Regions from separate parts of the Mus musculus genome. Here region 1 is linked to region 2. A link is a loop called in an ENCODE intact Hi-C map of the cell type or tissue named here. Cell type or tissue: heart. All regions are shown on one strand. Links, peaks and the distances in the headings refer to the core of each region. The heading gives the core; the rest is flanking DNA. Region 1 overlaps Qrfpr (pyroglutamylated RFamide peptide receptor). Region 2 has its middle 11 kb from the start of Gm11548.

Region 1 (2,801 bases), core at 209-2,708, 310 kb before region 2:
TTCTGTCCTGGGGAGAAGGTTTCTCTTACTATGCAATAACAAACCGCAGACAAAAAATTCTTTTTGAAGTTTTCATTCATAAATGCATACACAAAGGGATTACAGATGGAGTTGAAAAAGCCAATTGTTTGTGCAACAGCAAAAACCATCTTGATTGTGACATCATCATACTCTTTTTCAAAGTTACCTGAAATAGAATGATATTTTAGAATGCTGATTGACTTTATCAAGAAAATTAAAAACTACTTAGCATGTGACATATAAGTATCTGAAGACAATTTGAGGCAGGAATCTGATTATTCAGAAACAAACAAACTTTGTGGTGACCTTTCTTACCTACACAGTGTGGCGTCCAGTGTATGTTACTGGACCCACAACTTTTCAACTAAATAATTCAAGTGTCATGTAAACTAGAAGCAGCAGGAGTGGCCTTTCAAGTATTCACCCACATTGCAGAAAACACAATCATATGGAAAACCATGTGAACTCCTAGCTTACCATCCTGAGGCACCAACCGATATCCTAGGTATTATTAATTAATAAGGTGGGAGTCGAGGTTGTAAAAAGATGTCACATTGCATGCCCCCCCCCTTAGGAATAATGTAAGATTGTGGGAGCTTTTCTTTATTGTGTATGGCAACTAAATTACGCTTATTTACCCAAGTGTTCTTATCACACACAATCACCCATCACACAGAAGGTTGGCGCTCCTGTAGCAGGAAAGAACCAGACTCAAGGCTTGGTATTTAATTAACAGCAGGGGTTAACAGTCATGCCTGTCTGCTCTAGCAGGAAATGGCCCAGAGAGTCGCCAAATGAGAAGGCCAGGTACTCACTGTACTCAACCATCATGTGAACAACATGGAAAGGTGCCCAGCACGCAGCGAAGAGAGCCACCACTGTCACCATCATAACGACAGCCCGCTTCTTCTTCCTAGACCCACAAGAGGGCATTGTGTTGGTTCACTTTCCCATGGAAATGTGTTAAACAGCAAGACTGGAATAAAAGCTGAGCTTAGCCCACTCCAACATAGTAGCATCGCCTTTTCTAGTTTGTTTCACCCCTATCTTCACAGTCTTCATGCAATAAGCATGCTTGTGACCTGTGCACATTGTGGGCCTGGTTCCACTAGGTTACTGGCATGGATTATATCATTAATATTCAAGCAAATCAATGGACCAATGCAGAGACGGAGGCACAGAGAAGGTACCATGATTTGCAGGCAGACAGATGTATTTGGGTTTGGATTTAGGAGTCTAAATTGAGTGACTTTAATTCACTGTATATTGAAAATCATTCATGTCTGTGACAGCAAAAGATCAGTATTTATGAAATACAGTAAACTTCAAGGATGGAATTAAAAATCTAGTTTACCAGGAATTCAAACTTATTTCTTTATTCTTCTTATAAGGTAGACTACACTAGAACTATATATTTGCTTTATATTTTACAAGTTCATACCTGGCACCTCTCTTTTCAAGTCAATAGCTTCCTTTCCTCCCCGACCCCCCCCCCCACAAAAGGGATAATTAATTTAATAAAAATACCCATGGTGATGAAGTCTCTCATAAAGGGGCCCATCTGTATACAAATGGCTCACTAGAGGGCGCTGCACAGTCGTGATTCAACTAAACCCCATCAAATCCCTGGAAATCTGAACTGGAGGCATTATTAACTCGCTTCTACTTGAATGTTTAATAAAGACTATAAAATCCATCTTCTATATAGTGTTTTTTTTAAGTGTATACTAATGAAGAAAGTCAGAAAGATAGCTGTTATGTTAAAATAAATTTTCAACAGTAATCATTTAATATACATAAATATGCTCTGGTTTAAAAAGATTTTATTATACATTCCATCTCATGTATATTATTAGCACCACCTCTGAGTAGCAGGAAGTAGGGATGCTATAGTAAGAATAACTTGGTTACAAGAACCATTATGTAACTTTGTATATATGAAGAAACGGGTGTGTGTGTGGGGGGAGCAAAGATGCGGATCTGTGTCACATGGCCAGCAAAGTGACAGGGAGAAGAGACCCCCATTAGACCACAGAGTTGTGACACTGGTTCACCATTCTTCCTGCAGATTATATTTGTATAGAGATGGAAATGTAACCACTATCTTAATTCTCTTCATAACCCCAACTTTACTTCTGATTTAAGGACTAACAATTTTGATCTAACTTTCTGCCGCACGTTAAATTGCAAACAGCTTCAAGGGTTTAAATACTCTCAACTGAGGCTACTTTGACTAAACTACCCAAGAGTTCTGGCATCCTTGCAACTCTGTCCCTTCTAGGAAGACGGACTAAGCCATTTTACACAGAGGTGAGCAAACAGACCTGGCTATTTTGGACATTTCTTTCCCGTGGATAGTCTGAAGTGCTGAACTGTCTCCAACTCTCTTCTTGATCCACAGTTCATAGCCAATCTTGCTGTAGAGGACAAGCATCACCACAAGCGGCAGGAGGAAGAGGATGACGAGGATGAAGGTGGTGTAGATTCTCTGGTGCATGGGGCTGGCCCACTCTTCCAAACAGCAGACATGTTCTTTCTCATAGAGGAAGTCATACTTAATCTTTATGGCAAGGATAAGTGGGTTACAAAAGCCAGCAGTCAACACCAGAAGCAGCAAGTGTCATTGCAGACCACCCTTTGGAAGGCTCCACATCTGTCACCGACTTCAAACGTGAATCACTGTTTTGTTGCTATGTTGCAGTAAAGTGCAGCTTTTCCACTCACCTGCTTAGGTTTTTTGAGAACTCTGAGCTTTTAGATTTGAAATAAGATATTTGAAA
Region 2 (2,801 bases), core at 92-2,591:
GACAGAGAAGTTATTCTTATCATTGTCATTCGTCAAGAGGAGGAAAATGAGACAGAGGTTAAATGGCCAAAGATAATGTTCTCGTAGGTGAGTCACTGGCCACAGATGCCCTGAGTTTGCTTCAAGTTGTAACAGAACAAACAAACCACAGGACTGTCATTAAATGTTTCCTAGAGGCCTGGGTTAGACCCAATCAGGCTCTTTCCTGTTCCTGTGCCCACCTGCCCTCAGTCCACCACAACATCTATTCTATTTTCCCTTCCCAGGGAGATCCGTGCATCCCCTCCTGAGCCCTCCTTGTTATTTAGCCTTTCTGTGTGTGTGTGTGTGTGTGTGTGTGTGTGTGTGTGTGTGTGTGTGTGTATTAGTTATTTTAGCTTGGTGTTTTTGTGGGACTCCTAACAGAGGGAGCAGGGGTTGTTTATGATGCTTTTGCTGCCTTTAGAACCCCGTCCTCCTACTGCATTGCCCTGTCCAGTCTTATTATAAAGAGAGTTGCCTAGTCATATTATAACTTAATATGCCATGTTTGGTTGATATCCCTGGGAGGACTGCGCCATTCTGAAAGGTAATGGAGGAGGAGTGGATGAGAAGGAAAGAGGTGGCAGGGCAGGGGGCTGAGAGGAGAGGAGTGAGGGGACATTGTGGTTGGGATGTTATATATGAGAGAATAAATTAATAAAACAAAGTTTCCTGGGGTAGCACCCAATTCAGCCTGTGTTACTGCTGAGGGGCCAGGAACAGTGACTCACCAAACCATGTGCTTGTTAGGGTTTCCTCCAGCCACCAGCAGACGTGCTGGAATTACTTCTGTGAGGTACAGAATACAATTTCTTTTTAAAAAGACTATAAGCCAAACCATTATTAGATATTATACAGCCATAATAAAATACCAATGCATAAAATCTCCCCTAGCAGTTTCCATCAAAATTGTACTACATCCAGCTACAAAACAGAAGTGAGGGGGCCTCAATATATTATAGCCCACCGTTAGTCACAGATCATTTATTAAGTAGACAAAAAAATACCCAGGCGTTTTTAACTTTCATCAGAGTTGTGTGAGGGGAAACTGCTTGTGGCCCCAGACAAGGAGAAAGTACCCAGCCTCAATGCCAGTCCTGCCAAAGCTGACTATCTGGGAAGCTGCATTTTCTATTAGACAACCAGCAATGTCTGGAGACTTTCTTTCAGCTTACCCTGGACCCAAACCAAAGTGATCAATATTTCCATGTCAGAAGCTTAGCCCTGTGGTGGTGACCTCCATCTTGCTTCACAATATATTGGCAAAGTCAGGTTGGCCGGAAAATAGGCAGGTCAAGGGTGCCGAAAAGTAATGGTTTCGCTTTTAAAATCCTGAGCTAATGGCTAATTTAATATCCTGAGCTGAGCTACTTGTAATGCCTGTACCTCCTCCCTGGAGGTGGCACAGGACCAATAGCTAATGATTCCTTAGCTATCTTTTATTTAGTAATGACAACAGCAGCAATCATGGCTGGACATTTGCTAACTGCCTGATATGAATCACGTCAGCTTTGTGCTGTTATCCCAGGGCTGTGACCTCTCTTGGCTGGAGAAGCGCCTCAATTGATAGGAAGCAGGAAGCAGCGCCACCTGGCGGACTCTGTCTGAAGTGTGTAAGAGAATCAACTCACAGAAGTCTCACTTCAGTGTGTGCAAGGGACCTGAGTCGTCTTTCAGGCCTGCGCAGTTCTCTGATGGCTCCTGCCTGTTAGGTCTCAGAGAAACTCAGGACAAAAGGCTAACTGAAATGCCTATTTAGCTCGCAAAAGCGGATGCTAGTGGCCAGGCTCTCTCAGCATCTCTCAGTACCACCCCCTACCTCCCGCCCCAAACCTCTCCAGCCTCTGAGCATCATTGTTCTTGTTTCTATATAACCCACCCATTTTGACCTCTGGCTTTCTTGGTTACCCTTTGGACTCTTGGCCTCTTGGTTCTTCTTCTTCTCCTGGTCCCCTCTCTTGTCTCTCTCTCTCTCTCTCTTTCTTCTTCTTCTTCTTCTTCTTCTTCTTCTTCTTCTTCTTCTTCTTCTTCTTCTTCTTCTTCTTCTTCTTCTTCTTCTTCTTCCTCTCTTCTCTCCCTCCCATCTCTCCTCTCTGCTGGCCATGTTCCGTCCATCCGTACTCGTCCAGATGCCTCTGGCTCTTCTCTCCCTCCTATCTACAATAAAAACCTTCTCTCAACCATACCTAGAAGGGACCATGCCCGTGTTTTCATTCACTGCCCTCAAGGGATCTGCAAAAACAAACAAATTATAACGTTCTACTTCATGAATGCTCACATTTAGAGACTGCTCCCCGCGCGCCCAGATAGAATTAGATGTTCCGTTTTTCTCAAGGGGCAGGGGTATCCTTTAAGGAAAGACTTTTGGTCCCGGGCCTAATGTTGGGAACACTGCGTTACTTGGCAGCTTTGGTTGCCAGTGAAGAAGGCCAGTGCCAAGAAGAGCCGCTAAGACAGAGTTTAGTGACTTTCTCAGGCTTAGCCTTTCAGGTGGGTTTTGGCCTGGCAGAGAGACAAATTTTTTTAGCTGGGTCCTGGATCCCAGTAGGAAAGGCATTATTTATTGCTACTAAATAAGAGACTTTCCATACTAAGACTTTCTGCTTGAGTTAGTGGGTAGTCACTTCCAGCCGCCTGTCCTGGGTGAACATTGATGCCTACCCTTGTGCACGGAATTGCTAGAATAGTCCTCTGCCCAGGTTTGGAGACAGCCTGCTGTGGACAAAGCTGTTTCAGACCCAGGATTCAGGACTGAAGCGTTCACCAGGACGGAAGAGGCT

The links. Hi-C counts contacts between places; a loop is a spot of excess contacts. Peaks named below come from ENCODE experiments on the same cell type or tissue, not always from the same donor. Only the 100,000 strongest peaks of a DNase experiment are listed, where the experiment ranks them.
Region 1: it touches region 2 in a loop (9-fold over the local background); 18 of 42 quality-filtered maps call a loop at or near these places.

What each region holds. Positions count from the first base shown.
Region 1 is chr3:36,180,109-36,182,909 of GRCm38, forward strand. Qrfpr (pyroglutamylated RFamide peptide receptor) reads right to left here. Exons shown (of 6, transcript NM_198192.2): 4 at 2,346-2,581; 5 at 837-934; 6 at 1-187. Among named protein-coding and RNA genes, the nearest start is that of Zfp267, 30 kb to the left of the region's middle. In heart, for the core only: a CTCF peak has its summit at 1,601 (motif pointing right); no DNase peak of the experiment used is centred there; H3K27me3 peaks cover 470 bases.
Region 2 is chr3:36,494,062-36,496,862 of GRCm38, forward strand. No RefSeq gene overlaps it. Among named protein-coding and RNA genes, the nearest start is that of Gm11548, 11 kb to the right of the region's middle. In heart, for the core only: a CTCF peak has its summit at 1,615 (motif pointing left); a DNase peak (open chromatin) is centred at 1,520; H3K4me3 peaks cover 210 bases; H3K27ac peaks cover 334 bases.